3 separate regions of the Homo sapiens genome follow, and regions 1 and 2 are each linked to region 3. Evidence: chromatin loops called from intact Hi-C (ENCODE). Cell type or tissue: B cell. All regions are shown on one strand.

Region 1 (5,000 bases), 130 kb before region 3:
TCTTCACTAATGTAATCTATCAAATATTTAACTAATTGTACACAAACTGTTCCAAAAAATTGAAGAATTCGTTTTAGCAGGTCAGCATAATCCTTATATTGAAACCAGATAAAGACAGTAAAAGAAGAGAACACTACTAGGCTGGGTGCAGTGGTTCATGCCTGTAATCCCAGCACTTTGGGAGGCTGAGGCTGGCGAATCACCTGATGTCGGGAGTTCAAGACAAGCCTGGCCAATATGGTGAAACTCTGTCTCTACTAAAAGTACAAAAAATTAGCTGGGCATGGTGGCGGGCACCTGTAATCCCAGCTACTTGGGAGACTGAGGCAGGAGAATCGCTTGAACTGGCAGCAGGAGGTTCCAGTAAGCTGAGGTCACGCCACTGCACTCCAGGCTGGGCATGACAGAGCAAGACTCTGTCTCAAAAAAAAAAAAAAAAAACCCAGAAAAAAACACTACACATCCATTTCATCTCATGACATAAATGCAGAAAATTTAAACAAAATTTAACTAATCAAATCACCAATATTTTAAAAGGATGTAACAAGTGGAGTATATCCCAGGAATTCAGGGTTGGTTTAATACTGAAAGAGCAATAAATATTGTTCATTATGTTAACAAACTTAAAAAGAAAACCTATATAATCATCTCAATAGATGCAGAAAAAGCATTTGACAAATTCTACTTCCATTCCTAACAAAAATTCTCAGTAAACTAGGAGTAGAAGTGAGCTCTTTAACCTGACAAAAGATCATCTATGAAAACTTACAGAGTGTCACACTTAATGGTGAAAGACAGAATGCTTTCCTTTATAAGATCAGGAACAAGACAGGGATGTCTTGCCCTCACCACTTCTATTCAGAATTGTACTAGAGGATCCATCTAGTGCAGATGGATAATATAAACAAATAAAAGGACTTCACATTAGGAAAAAAAGAATTAAAACCATTTGTATTCACAGACATAAATGTCTATGTAGAAAATCTGATGGAATCTACAATTTAAAAAAGCCTGCTAGAATAAAAAAGTCAATTTAGTAAGTATCTGATCAATGTACAAAAATAAATTGTATTTCTCTATACTGGCAATGAGCAATCAAAATAAAAATTTGAAATTTAAAAAGCTGGCATTTACAATAACATCAAACATTATGAAATACTTAGAAGGCAATATAAGTGAAACACTTGAACACTGAACAGTACAAAATATTGCTGAAATTAAAGAAAGCTTATATAATTGGGAAGATATACCTTGATCATGGATCAGAAGACAATATTGTTATTTGAACAGACACTTCAACAAAGAAGATATACAGATGACAAATAGGACATAAAAAGATGTTCAACATCATTAGTTATTAGGAAAATACAAATTAAAAGCACGGATACCACTATTAACCTATTTGGCAAAATTTAAAAGACGGAGCATACCAAGTGCTGGAGAGGATGTAGAGGAACAGAAGTTTTCATACACTGCAGGTGGAAGTGTAAAGTGGCATCACTTTGTAAAATAGTTTGACTGATTTAAGAAAGCTAAATGTAACACCTGTCATACTATCCAGCCGTTCTACTTCTATTTATCCACACACAAAAATTAAATATATGCCCATACAAAGACTTGTAGGGCATATACTTATAGGAGCTTTATTTGTAATGGACAAAAACGGGAAACAACACAAATGTCCATCAATAGTGTTGTATCATACAGTGGAATACTCAGCAATAAAAGGAATGCACTATTGATATACACAGCATGGATGAATCATAAAATAATTAGGCTAACTTAAGCCAGACACCATCCTTTTTCAAAAACGAATAAATACTCTGTGATTACATTTATATAAAACTTTAGAAAATGCAAAATACAGAAAGCAACAGAAAGCATATTAGTGATTGCTTGGTGATGGAGGGGGGAAGGAACAGATATGCAGGAGGGAGGAAATTGCAAACTACAACAAGGAAACTTTTGAGGGTGAAGAATCTAATAACTGTCTTAAGTGTGATGATGGTTTTACAGATGTACACATATGTCCAAACTTGTAAAACTATAGTTTATGCGCTTTGTCAGTTGTACCTCAATAAAGTGGCATTTAAATAAAAAACGTTAATAAGAATATTCCTATTATTCATTTCTGACCTTCAAGAGAACAACAGACTCTGTTGAGCGCTTACTATATCCAGTACACGGTGCCTACCTATATTGTTCTCGGTTAAAGTTTATGACAGCTGAGAAATAGGTGCTTTCTCACTGTTGAAGCAATTATAGCTTGGAGACATTAGGTAAATTGCCCAGGGTCAGCAGCCAGGAAGAAGTGAGATATCAGGCTGTCTGGCTCCAACTCTACTTGCTGGTCAGCCTTCAATTGTACTTCTTCCTCAGTGTGATGTGGCTGAGTCTGTGTTGGAATCTCAAAATCACCTGTCCAGGGATTTTACTAACCATTATTTTTTTTTCTATGTTTGGCTGTTACAAGTTGGTTATTTTACGTTGAAAACAGATGTTTTCTGCTAAAAGAGAAGATAGCTATTCTTAGTTATTTGGAGACAGTTCTTTAAAGGTACTCTGTGTGTGTGTTAGGTTGATCTGCCATGCCGCCACAGCCTGGCCAGTCTCATTTGTCAGACAGCATCCATTTGCTGGTGAAGTCTGACGGGTGGTAACATTATGTATTAATAGCCCCTGATACCAAATTCAGCCTACAATTTTATGACAAACTATTCTTTACTGTAAAGCTTTTTTCTTAAATAATCCACTAGATGGCAGCAGACCCACGTGGAACAGAATGGATCTTCATTGCTGTAGAAGAGCCAGAAACGGGACACTGTTTTGTTTTTGATGACCCAGTAGTGCATCTTTTTCGGATGTGTAGGAAATGGTATTATTTTTCTGTTATGAAAAATGTAACATACTCTTTGAAGTCACGTCTGTGGAAGTGAGTAGTGGTACAGATAGTTCAAAATTGTAGATAATGCAAAAATAATTTTTTCTTTGTATTCTCGTAGAGACACATGTTGATTTAATCCTACCTGTATGCATTAGATGAACTTTTCTTCAAGAAACTGTTTATTCTTAATTCTTTTTATGGTTGGAAAGACTGCGGCTTGTTTCATGAGTTTTTTTCTTTAATTGGACCTATGCCAATCAAAATAGAAGATGACTGTCCTATAAATTCATAGCACCTAAGGCTAGATAATGAAGTGAAATCCTACAGACTGGACTTGGGAGAAAGTAGGAGGATTATTTATTTTTCCAGATCACCATACTGCTTGTCATCTGACTAGAAACCTCTTATCTCCCTTTCTCTAAGCTTATTTTTCTCAAGCATTTTTGAACATGGTCAATTGGGGTGTCGCAGAAGATCCTGTGAACCACATATCCTACTATCCATACCTTCTAGAAGGGGAAGAACTTAGGAGATGGCCAAAAACCAGAGAGTAATAACATGATAGAGTGCTAACAATATTTTTGCAGCAAATATGCTATAAAAATGCTCATCCAAAACAATGAAAAAGTGTTTTGTTTCTAAATTAGTATAAGAGCAGCAGATGAAAATGAGGTACTCAAGCCAGCACCTATGATGGGTGAATAGCATATTCTGAGAATCAAAGAACTTCAACTCAGTGTACATGCATGTTCAATGGAAATTTTGTGACATTGTTAAATATTTTACTAGATAGACTTAATGCAGTGACTGCAGTAGGCCCTCCTTTTCCATGGATTCTGCATGGATTCAACTAACCATGGAACAAAAATATTCAGAAAAATTTTAAAAATAAAACACAGTACACTATAACAATTTACATAGCATTTATTATATATTAGGTATTGTAAGTTGTGTAGAGGTGATTTCCAGGAGGATGTGCATAGGTTATATGCAAATACTATGCCATTTTATATTAGAAACTTGAGCATCTGCAGATTTTGTTGTCTTTGGGAGGTGGATGGAGGGAGGCATGGAACCAATCCTCTAGGGATAGTGAAGGATGACAGTACATTCAAATAACATGCCAAGTTGAGTTTTTAAATACAAGGTTTTAGTAATTTTTAATAACTGAGGACAAAGACTGGCCAACTTTCCCTGTAAAGGGCAGATTCTTTTAGACTTTCTTTCATTTTCTTTTTTTTTTTCTTTTTTGTTAACCCTTTAAAACTGTAGCAACAGTTCTTAGCTTGGAAGTCTGTACAAAACCAGGTTTCAGGCTCTACGGGCCATAATTTGTTGACCCTGGTGTAGGAGGCTAATGCTAGTAGTATATAAAATCAAGTCTGTGGAATCTTGGCAGTTCATAAAACCCAGAGAAAGAGCAGGCGTTTCTTCCTTGATCACTTTCAGCTGGGAAGAAGGATCCTTGTGATCCACTGCCAGACCTAAACTTACTTTGAGCACTGCTGGAAACATCTAACATCTCAATTCAACTCCTTCAAATTACTTCTTCAATCTAGACACACTTATTTTTTCTTTGTTTGCTTTGTCAACTGTCACACACCTGGATTATGAAATAATGTGTTTTAACATCTTTTACTTTCAGTCCTTTTAGCACATTGAAAAAAGTTTTTTGAAAACCAAGAAATCTACATTCTAACCCTAGCTCTTGTACTAAATAGCTATAGTTTTTGGAACAAGTTATTCTGTCTGGTTCTCAACTTCTTTGTTTATAAAATAGGATTGAACTAATACCGTATAATATTTTTTCCAAATTTGATTTAGTAGTTTCAGATTTATGTTCCTATAAGCCCTTTATCACCTGATCAGATGATGCCTTTAATTGATCCTCAAGTGTAGACCTGCTCAATTTAAAGGAATGCAACCAAATTAATGTTCACGTTCAGAAGCCCTCTCGCTGTGCCTGGTACGTAGCAGATGCCCAGTAAATGTTTGTCGAGTGAATCAATGAATGAATAATAAATGGGCATAACTACCTTTCTTAACTCTCCATTTATTTATGCTGTATGTTTTAGAAATATATATTATTTCTTACGTACGTTTTGATCTTCCCAGT
Region 2 (5,000 bases), 140 kb before region 3:
GTAATCCCAGCTACTTGGGAGGCAGAGGCAGGGGAATCGCTTGAACCTGGGAGGCGGAGGTTGCAGTGATCACGCCATTGAACTCCAGCCTGGGCAACAAGAGCAAAACTCCATTTCAAAAAAAAAAAAAAGACAGGGACTGTTCATGCAGGTGAAGGTACAGTCACCATCTGCAGATGTTTGAATCACTGTCATATGTGAAACAGAAGCCATATGTCCTGCATGAACATAGGGGCCTCCACAAATGTACGGAAGCTACAGGTAGTCAGATTTCACCTTGAGAAGGAGGAAGGGCTTTTGAATAATCCAAGTTGTTAAGGTAGAATTGCCTCCCTCAGGAGGAATGAGATTCCTTATCAGTGACCAGAAAAAGGATGGTCAGATATTTCTCAGACTTATTAATAAGAATTTTAAACATAGGAATAATGGTTCAGACTAAGAGGGTTTTAATTTTGATATTCTATTGTGATTCATTCAACAAATAATTTTTGGGATACATAGTACTTGCTAGATACTGTTCCAAACTGTAGGAATGTAGCAGTAAACAATCTATAAGGTCCTGCTCTCATTGTAGTTTACAGTGTAGTAAGGAGAAATAATGAGCAACTTAACTTTCTGTAAAGAAAATATAGTGAAAGTGAGGTGAGAGCAAGTGACTGGGGAAGCTACCTTTACTTTAGATGGTCTTTGAATGAGGATGAGGAGGGACTGGTAGTGAGAAGATTCAGAGAAAGGGCATTTCAGACAGAAGGAATAACTAGCATTAAAAATTCAAAAGCAGACCTGGGCTTGAAATACTCAGAAAATAGGGAAAAGGGAAAAAGCTAGTGTGGCTGAAGCACAGCATCTGGGGCAAGAGTGCCAGGAGATGAAACCAGAGGGGTCTGGCGGGTCAGCTGGGGCCTTGCAGGTGGTTCAGGAAGTTTAGATTTCATTTTAAGAGGCAGTGGAAATCACTGGAGGCATTTAAGCAGAGGAGAGACATAATCAGATCTACACTGTGAAAAAATTACTTTGGCTGCTGCTTAGAAAATAGACATTGAGGGAATAGCAGGGAGGTATGCTGGTCATCACAGAGGTCTGGGGAGAGCTCGGATGCTGGCTTGCACCAGGGTGATGGCAGTGGGGATGGAGAGAAGCAATGAGTGTGTTTTGGAGGTAGAGCCAGCGGGACTTGCTGATGCATGTGGGTAGGGATGGTAGAGGAAGGAAGGAGTTAAAGATGACTCCATAGTTTTTGCATTGAGCAACCGACTAGGTGGTGGCAAGTGTGTACTGAAACGGGAGGGACTACAGTTCAGGACAAGTAGGGGAGAGTTTTGTTTTGACTAAGTATATTTTGAGATATCATTTAGATATCTAAGTGGAGATATCAAACATCTACTTTAGATACAGGAATTTGGAAGTCAGAGTGTCCTCAGAGTATAAATGGTATTTAAAACCATAGGTGTAAAGTAATCACGTAAGAGTGAGGAAAGAGAAGAGGCCTGGAACATTAAAAAATGTGGAAATCAGGAAGGTAGCATGAAGAATCTAAGGAGTGACCTGTGAGGTAAGATAAAAATCAAGATGTGGTAGATTTCTAGAAATTAAAGAATGTTTCAAGAATGAGTGAGGCATTATCTCTCCCTAATGCTGCTGAGAGACTAAGATAAAAGCAGATAATTGGATTTGGTAAACTGGTGACTTTGAAAAGAACATTCTCATAGCCATATTGCAAGTGTAGATGGAGGAAGGGAAGGAGAAGCACCCACTCTTTCCATTTTAAAGAGACTTTCCAGATTTTCTCCTCATCTCTGCTTATGTCATTGATCAGGTGGCTACACCTAGCTGCCAGAGAGGCTGAAAACATCTTAGCAGGATTTCAGTGTGCTCACTAAAATTGGGGATTATTCTATTTGAGAAAGAAGGATGAGAGAATCAATATTTAGTAGGCAACTAGCAGACTCTGCTATGAAAGTAGAAAGAGGATCAAAGAAAGGGTTCCATTTTACACTGCAACAGAGAAATTCTGGTAAGCGTATAATTGCAAAGGAAATGTTTTGAAAGTGAGGGCATGGGAATGGACCACTAGCAAGTTCACATTTCATCCACCGTATAGAGGTGAGGCTACGTGTGGTACAGATGGAAACATGGTGGGCAAACATGGGAGATTTCCTGTTTGAGTGGGTCTGTTCTTAAATGAAATGGGAAGCAAGGTCATCAGATAGAGAATGGGCGGGAAAGAAGGGGGTTTAGCAAATGTGTTGAGTATACATTTAAGATTTGGGGCCATGAATTTAGTGAAACCAGTCATCACTGTACTTTTTCTAATTCTGAGATTCAATGTCTAAATGAAGGGGAGTTTAGATTAGATAAAGTATTGTTAAAAATCTAACTACTGTCAAGTATGTGTACTGATAAGGGCTATGCAGAAATCACGTGGAAGTGAAAGGCAGAAGTGTGAAATTTCAGTTCACTTTTTTCCCCATTTGGTAATGCTAATAATACTGGGTGCGATTGAATAAAATGATACTTTGCACCACATTTAGGTTCTCTTCACACTACATTTGCAACTTTTGAAATTGTGTCAGTACAATTATCTGATTTTACAAAAGAAACCTAAAGAGAAGATGCTGTAAGTAAGGTAACCTGTAATTAGAATATGAGCATCTGTTAAACTAAAGCTAAAGTCTTCTTGAGTGTTGCAGTGGGAAAGTTTATTTTCACATTAGTTTTGATGAAATAAACACTTATAAAATATTAAGTTTTATGGTTTAGTTTATACCCCCAAAAAAGGAAAATGGCAGTCAAAAATATTTTTAAACCATTTTTTTGGTTTAAGACCATCTGCAGTCTTTTGAATTTGTTTCACCAGTAAAGCATTTAAACCATATTATAATGATATAATTTATATTAAGCATAAAATATTTAAATATTGTAAATGCTTACATGTAAAATAAATTAGAAATTTAATTATATTAAAATAATAAAACTGGTAAATAGTTATAACAAACTATGACTTTATTACAGGCTCTGTAGACAGTTTAAAATGATTAAGAAAATATTTGTATCCTATGAGAGAAAGCGTTGACTCCGTAACAGTCAACAAGGCCCTTGTGCCACCCATGCTCCATCTTTTACCCATGGCATAGACAGTATTCTCTGTTGCTGGCCTAGCATGCCATCCAGTCTTTTTCAACCCAAGGCTCCAGGCAACCATTCCCAGTAGACTGGAGTTGGCAGGCAAACAAAATCGTTTGTTATCACAGGTCTAGAAGATCACCATGCCTCTTAGAAAGGCTTAGATTTAGTTTTCAAACTTTGGATTGAGATGTTCAAAAGTGACATTTTTATTAGCAACATCTATGCCTGTTTACCTTCTATCATTTCTCCATATTTTCTGTCAGACATACTCCTAGCTGTGATGTATAGTATAAGGATAAGCAAGCCTTTGTGGGTTTATAAGTATAAGGTACCTATCATATAGGTAAACCAGAGTAGGCATTTTCACAAGGGCCATTCATCCTTGCCCAAACACAAACAACATAGAAAAATGTCTTGAGAACACACAGAGAAACTCATGTTTTTAAAAGCAGCAGAATCAATATATCAAAATACATCACATAAGTAAACACAGGCTTGCTTTTTCAGACTTTTTAAAAATGGAAGTATAATGTATACATTGAGTACTAGACAAATTATTTGTGTATAGCTGAATGAATTTTCTATTGTATTACCACAAATGTCAAGAAATAGAACATTCCTTAGTCCCCTAAAACCTTCTTGTGCTTACACCCCTTCATGCCCTTCGGAGATAACCAGTGTCCTGACTTTGTTAACATCATTGATTAATTTTCCTTTTTTTAATCTAATAGAATCAATAATCAAATAGAATTATTTTATGTTGGGCTTCTTTCATTATGTTTGTGGGATTCATCCATGCAGCTGCAGGTCATTTGTTTTCGTTACTGTATAGTATTCCATATTTAAACATACTACAATTTATTTATTCTTTCTACTGGTTGTAGTGTTTCCAGTTTTTGATTTTGTTTTTATTTTTTGCTAGGATGAACAATGCTTCCCAGAACATTCTTATATGTTCTTTTGGTGCATGTATGTGAAGGAATTGGGTTACTGGCTCATAGGATATGTTTATGTTCAGCTTTTGTGGATAACAGCTAAACAGTGTCCTAAAGTGGTTGTACCAGATATGAGTACAGCCAGTGTATCAGAGTTTGTGCTGCTCAAAGTCCTTGTCAACATTTGATGTTTACAGCTTTTTATTCATTTTAGTCATAGGTTTCTCATGATTTACTTTGCAATTCTCTGATTAGAATCAGAGTTTTTAGAGTGTAGCTGAGCTAAAGAAATCAATGAGATAATCGGAAACATTTCTAATCAAGCAAGCTGTATGTGATTGCATGTACATTTCCTGAAATCAGATCCAAATAGCGGTGTGACCTTGAGTAAGCTCTCGAACCTTCCAAGACATGGTTTTCTCATGTGTATTTTCTGTGGGCTAGGTTATGGTCTCTTCAAACTTTAACAGGCAATAATTCTAACCAAAGTTTTTTAAGAGTCCCGAAACTCTTCTAACAGGTACAAGATTATTCTATGTTTTGTTAAGAGGCTGATTGCCATATCTGAATCCATAATGCATGCTCATAAAATCCCATAATTGAAGAAGCCATCACACTCAAGACTAGCTAGAGTTCCACCAAGGCTTATGTATTATTTTTAAGTGTTAGGAGATGGGAAAGCTGGGGCACAGAGGTTTGTATCCTGTCAGAATTAACAAAATTTTGTATTGAAGGAAATTGGTGAATAGAAATGAGAATAGCTATGAAACACAGTCCTTGAGATAAAAATTTCCCTAACTCCTAAATAACATAGTAAGCCTTTCCACTAGTGCTAATGTGAATTCTCGCATTTGAGTATTTTTTTTTAAAATAATAACCTGAAAGAGGAAGATGTAGTGTGGCTAAAGTTGGAAAGTGAATAAAACAGATATATTGGAA
Region 3 (5,000 bases):
TTTTTAAAGCTTTTCAAAAAGCTCTAAATTACTTGGATATTATTATCCAGTAATTTAGAACAGCTGGACACTCACTTTGATTTCATTGACTTTTCTGAGACATTTAAAAGAGGGAAAAATTGAAATATTTATATTTAACTAGATTTTTATATGGTATATTAGTTCCTTTATAACTTGGAATTCATTACTTTTACTATCTTTCCTTTTTATTTCTATACTTCCTTTTAAGATAAAGTTTAGTTCCTTTAAGAACTGGACTGCCAGATGAACCTGATTTGTTTAGTAAGGCAAACTCTTATTGTAAGTGTTTGTAAGATTCACAGTTGAATTACATTTACAAGGTTAGAGAACTAAGTTCTTTTTTCAGTGGTAAACAGGAAATGTCAGTACTCTGAGTAATATTTTCCACTCATATAGCAAATAGAATTTTCCAAAAGATTGTTAGTTCAGTCACATTTTTTTCAAACTATATTTACTCCAAGTGCTAAGAGATATTTTATGGGATAATTTATTTCTTCTTCAGCTTGAATTAATAATCAGATAAAATTCATATGTGATATGATGTGCTTCTGGACTGGCTTTTAACAATCTTGCAAAGAGGTCACAACTGTTGAGTTTTTATCTCTCATCATTTGAAAGATTAAGGAGTTTTTTTCTCTAGAGAACACTTTATTTTCTAATATGAGAATATTTTCTAACGTGTATTTGTTTCATTTCCAGTGTAATATATACTTCTCATAATAAGTAAAAAAGTAAAAAATATATAAAATAAAAAGTAGTAGTGCCCTCTTTCTCCAAATTCTACTTTCCTGAGGTGACTAATGCTAACAGATTTATTTGTATTTTTCTAAAACTTTATGCTGAAGAAAACATTTACAACATTTATATAGGATTTTTTTGGGTTAATCTCTTTTATTTGTAAACAAATTAGGATCACTCTATATCTATTACTTTGAATTTTGCTTTTCAAATTAATGCCCTCATCATTACTGGACAAAATATTATAACACATTATTTTTAATGTTTACATAATTTAATCTCCTATTATGTATAAACCATAATTTTTGCAGCCATACACTTTTGATGCACATTCAAGATGTTGTAAGCTTTTTGCTACCATAAACATTGCTTCAGTAAATGTTCTTGTAAGTATATCGTTATGTATTGGTGGTTTCATTCCTATACGCTAGATTGCTAAATGGATTGAATCAAGATTACATGTATTTCAAACTTTAATATATTTGTCAGATTACTTTATAAAATTCACACACTAGCTGTATGTGAATATTTTCTCATCCCTTCTTGAGCACTGGATATTTTAGTCTTTTAAATTTATTGCCTGTTAATGGATGAAAACTAATATTTCTGATTGCTTTGGCTTGCTTTCCTTAGACTACTAGTGAGGCTTATGCTCTTTTTATGCTCTCTTCTGTCAGTTTGCTGTTCAACCCTTTACCGATTTCTTTTTAAAACATTCTTTTATTGAATTGCCTAGATAAAAGTGCACAAACAGTATAAAACTCATTGAATTTTCATAAGGTGAACTGACTCATGAAACCAGAATCAAGATCAAGAATAGAGTATCAACTCAGAAGCGTCCTTTGCGTCCCCTCCCAGGTACTGTCTGTCCCCAGAGGTCACCAGTTTGCTGACTTAAATCACTCTTTACTAATTTTGCCTGTTGTGAATTTTTTGTAGGTAGACAGAAACGCTAGTGCTCTTCTGTGTCTGGCTTTTTTTGCCGAACGGGATGTGCAAGTTGGCCATGTTGTTTGTAGAAAATAATGTGTTCATTTTCATCTTTGAATTTCATTTTCTGAACATACCAGAATTTTTTATTCATTTTTATTGGTTAGCTATTTCTGTGAACCAAACCAACCCAAAGTTCAACAACTTTAAATAAGCTTTAAATGAAGAAGCACATGTTATAGTTTACAAGTCAGCTTGGTGGTTCTTCTGTTTGTAGCTGGGCTACAAACAGGTATGTAACCAGCTTGGGTTGGGTATGCAGCTTTCTAATAGTGCCTGGGCTCTCTCTTCTTGTTGGGAGTCAGCTGGTTGTAAGCAGGTCTAGGAGGCCTCAGCTGAACAAGTGGGCTCTCCTTTATAGTATCTTGTTCTCTAGAAGTCTAGACTGGGCTTGTTCAAATGGTGATGGCACAGTTCCAAAAGAGAGAGTAGAAACTGTAAGGCCACTTGAGGCTTGGTTTGGGATTAGCACGCCATTGCTCCTGCCATAAGAAGCAGGCCCAGCCTACATACCGGAGAATGGTGATAGACTCCAACCCCTGAAGGTCTAGTTTGTGGGAGAACTTTCTGACCTTACCTGGAGTTGAGTCAATTTAGAGAGCTGAGCAAAATACAGGGATAGAGGAAGCAGTGGGAAAGGACCTGGGAGCTCACTGGGTCCCTAAGCATGCCATCCCTGCTTGGTACCACAGGGATCTTTTGGGAGGGTGACCAGAGGCACAGGGTAAAATGCCACAGGGAGAAGGAAGTCCCCAGCTGAACTTTGTAACAATTTGAATCCAGCAAGAAGCCTCCTGGCCAGAACCTGGGGAAGGGCACGAATCTGGTGTGCAGACTCCACGGGTGAGGGAAGAACCAAATCCTTTTTCTTCTGCACCTGGGAAGTGGCTAGTCTGGGGCAAGTTCTCAAGCCGTGCTCATCTACTGCCTGGAAACAGGATGTTGGGGGAGGGGCATGATGGGAGGGAGACCAGCCCTTCAGATTGTGTGGGAGCTGAGTGAGGCCTGTGACTGTTGGTTTTCCCCTACTTCCCTGGCAACCTGCATGACTCAGCAGAAGCAGCCATGATCCTCCTAGGTAGATGACTCCATTGACCTGGGAACCTCACCCCCATTCCCCACAGCAGCTGCAGCAAGACCCTTCCAAGGAGAGTCTGAGCTCAGACACACCTAGCCCTGCCCCCACCTGATGGGCCTTCCCTACCCACCCTGGTAGCTGAAGACAAACGCTATATACTCTTGGGAGTTCTAGGGCCCCGCCCACCACCACTTCCTCTTCGTACCACCACAGCTGATGCTCTCTGGAAAGTGCCACCTCCTGGCAGGACGCCAACCAGCACAAAAATAGAACTTTAAATCACCAAAGGTAAGAACCCTCACAGAGCCCATTTCATCTCCCTGCCACCTCCACTGGAACAGGTGCTGGTATCAATGGCTGAGAGGCCCATAGACAGTTCACATCACAGGGCTCTGTGCAGACAAACCCCAGTACCAGCCTGGAGCCTGGTAGACTTGCTGGGTGGCTACACCCAGAAGAGATATAACAATCACTGCAGCTTATCTCACAGGAAGCCACATCCATAGAAAAAAGGGGAGAGTACTATATTAAGGGAACATCCCCTGGGACAAAATAATCTGAACAGTAGCCTTCACCCGTAGACTTTTCCTCTGACAGAGCCTACCCAAATGAGAAGGAACCAGAAAACCAACTCTGGTGATATGACAAAACAAGGCTCTTTAACACCCCCAAAAAATCACACTAGCTCACCAGCAATCGATCCAAACCAAGAAGAAATCCCTGATTAACCTGAAGAAGAATTCAGGAGGTTACTTATTAAGCTAATCAGGGAGACACCAGCGAAAGGCAAGAAAATCCAAAAAACAATACAAGAAGTGAAGGAAGAAATATTTAAGGAAATAGATTGTTAAAGAACAAACAATCAAAACTTCAGGAAACCTTGGACACTCTTATAGAAATGCAAAATGTTCTGGAAAGTCTCAGCAATAGAATTGAACAAGTAGAAGAAAGAAATTCGGAGCTCAAAGACAAGGTCTTCAAATTAACCCAATCCAACAAAGACAAAGAAAAAATAAGAAAATATAAACAAGGCCTCCAAGAAGTCTGGAATTATGGTAAATGACCAAACCTAAGAATAAGGAAGAGGTATTCCTGAGGAAGAAAAGGAATCTAAAAGTTTGGAAACATATTTGGGGAGATAATCAAGGAAAATTTCCTTGGCCTAGCTAGAGACCTCGACATCCAAATACAAGAAGCACAAAGAAGATCTGGGAAATTCATCACAGAAAGATAATCACCTAGGCACATCATCATCAGGTTATGATGAAGTTAAGATGAAGGAAAGAAGTGTAAGACCTACGAGACAAAAGCACCAGTTAACTTATAAAGGAAAACCTATGAGATTAACAGCAGATTTCTCAGCAGAAACCCTACAAGCGAGAAGGAATTGAGGCTTTATCTTCAGAATCCTCAAACAAAACAATTATCAGCCAAGAATTTTGTATCCAGTGAAACTGAGCATCATATATGAAGGAAAGATATAGTCTTTTTTAGACAAACAAATGCTGAGAGAATTCGCCACTATTAAGGAAGCACCACAAGAGCTGCTATAAGGAGCTCTAAATCTTGAAACAAATCCAGAAACACATCAAAACAGAACCTCTTGAAAGCATAAATCACATAGGACCTATAAAACAAAAATACAATTTAAAAAGCAAAAACAAAAAACAAAAAATCCAAGGTACACAGGCAACAAATAGCACAATGAATGCAATGATACCTTACATCTCAATACTACATTGAATGTAAATCGCCTAAGTGCTCCACTTAAAAGATATAGAACTGCAGAATGGATAAGAACTTACCAATCAACTATCTGCTGCCTTCAGGAGACTCACCTAACACGTAAGGACTCACATAAACTTAAAGTAAAGGGGTGGAGAAAGGCATTTCATGCAAATGGACGTCAAAAGCAAGCAGGGGTAGCTATTCTTACATCAGACAAAACAGACTTTAAAGCAACAAGCAACAGCAGTTAAAAGAGAAAAAGAGGGATATTAAATAATGTTAAAAGGCCTTGTCCAGCAGGAAAATATCACAATCCTAAACATACATGCACGTAACATTGGAGCTCTCAAAATTGTAAAACAGTTACTAATAGAACTAAGAATTGAGATAGACAGCAACACAATAATAATGAGGGACTTCAATACTCCACTGACAGCACTAGACA

What was found. Hi-C counts contacts between places; a loop is a spot of excess contacts. Peaks named below come from ENCODE experiments on the same cell type or tissue, not always from the same donor. Only the 100,000 strongest peaks of a DNase experiment are listed, where the experiment ranks them.
Region 1: it touches region 3 in a loop (2.6-fold over the local background); 2 of 110 quality-filtered maps call a loop at or near these places.
Region 2: a loop joins it to region 3, with 2.7 times the contacts of the local background. A loop is called at or near these places in 2 of 110 quality-filtered maps.

Annotation. Positions count from the first base shown.
Region 1 is chr6:132,482,106-132,487,105 of GRCh38, reverse strand. All of the region lies in intron 2 of STX7 (syntaxin 7), which reads left to right. Among named protein-coding and RNA genes, the nearest start is that of STX7, 29 kb to the left of the region's middle. In B cell, CTCF peaks have their summits at 2,535 and 2,740 (motif pointing right); a DNase peak (open chromatin) is centred at 2,765; H3K4me3 peaks cover 406 bases; H3K27ac peaks cover 5,000 bases.
Region 2 is chr6:132,496,194-132,501,193 of GRCh38, reverse strand. All of the region lies in intron 2 of STX7 (syntaxin 7), which reads left to right. Among named protein-coding and RNA genes, the nearest start is that of STX7, 14 kb to the left of the region's middle. RefSeq lists an enhancer at 1,895-2,104. In B cell, no CTCF peak of the experiment used is centred here; a DNase peak (open chromatin) is centred at 2,433; H3K4me3 peaks cover 4,023 bases; H3K27ac peaks cover 4,737 bases.
Region 3 is chr6:132,352,708-132,357,707 of GRCh38, reverse strand. The region is part of intron 4 of MOXD1 (monooxygenase DBH like 1); the gene reads left to right. Among named protein-coding and RNA genes, the nearest start is that of MOXD1, 46 kb to the left of the region's middle. RefSeq lists an enhancer at 2,138-3,337. In B cell, no CTCF peak of the experiment used is centred here; a DNase peak (open chromatin) is centred at 3,027; H3K4me3 peaks cover 2,786 bases; H3K27ac peaks cover 4,140 bases.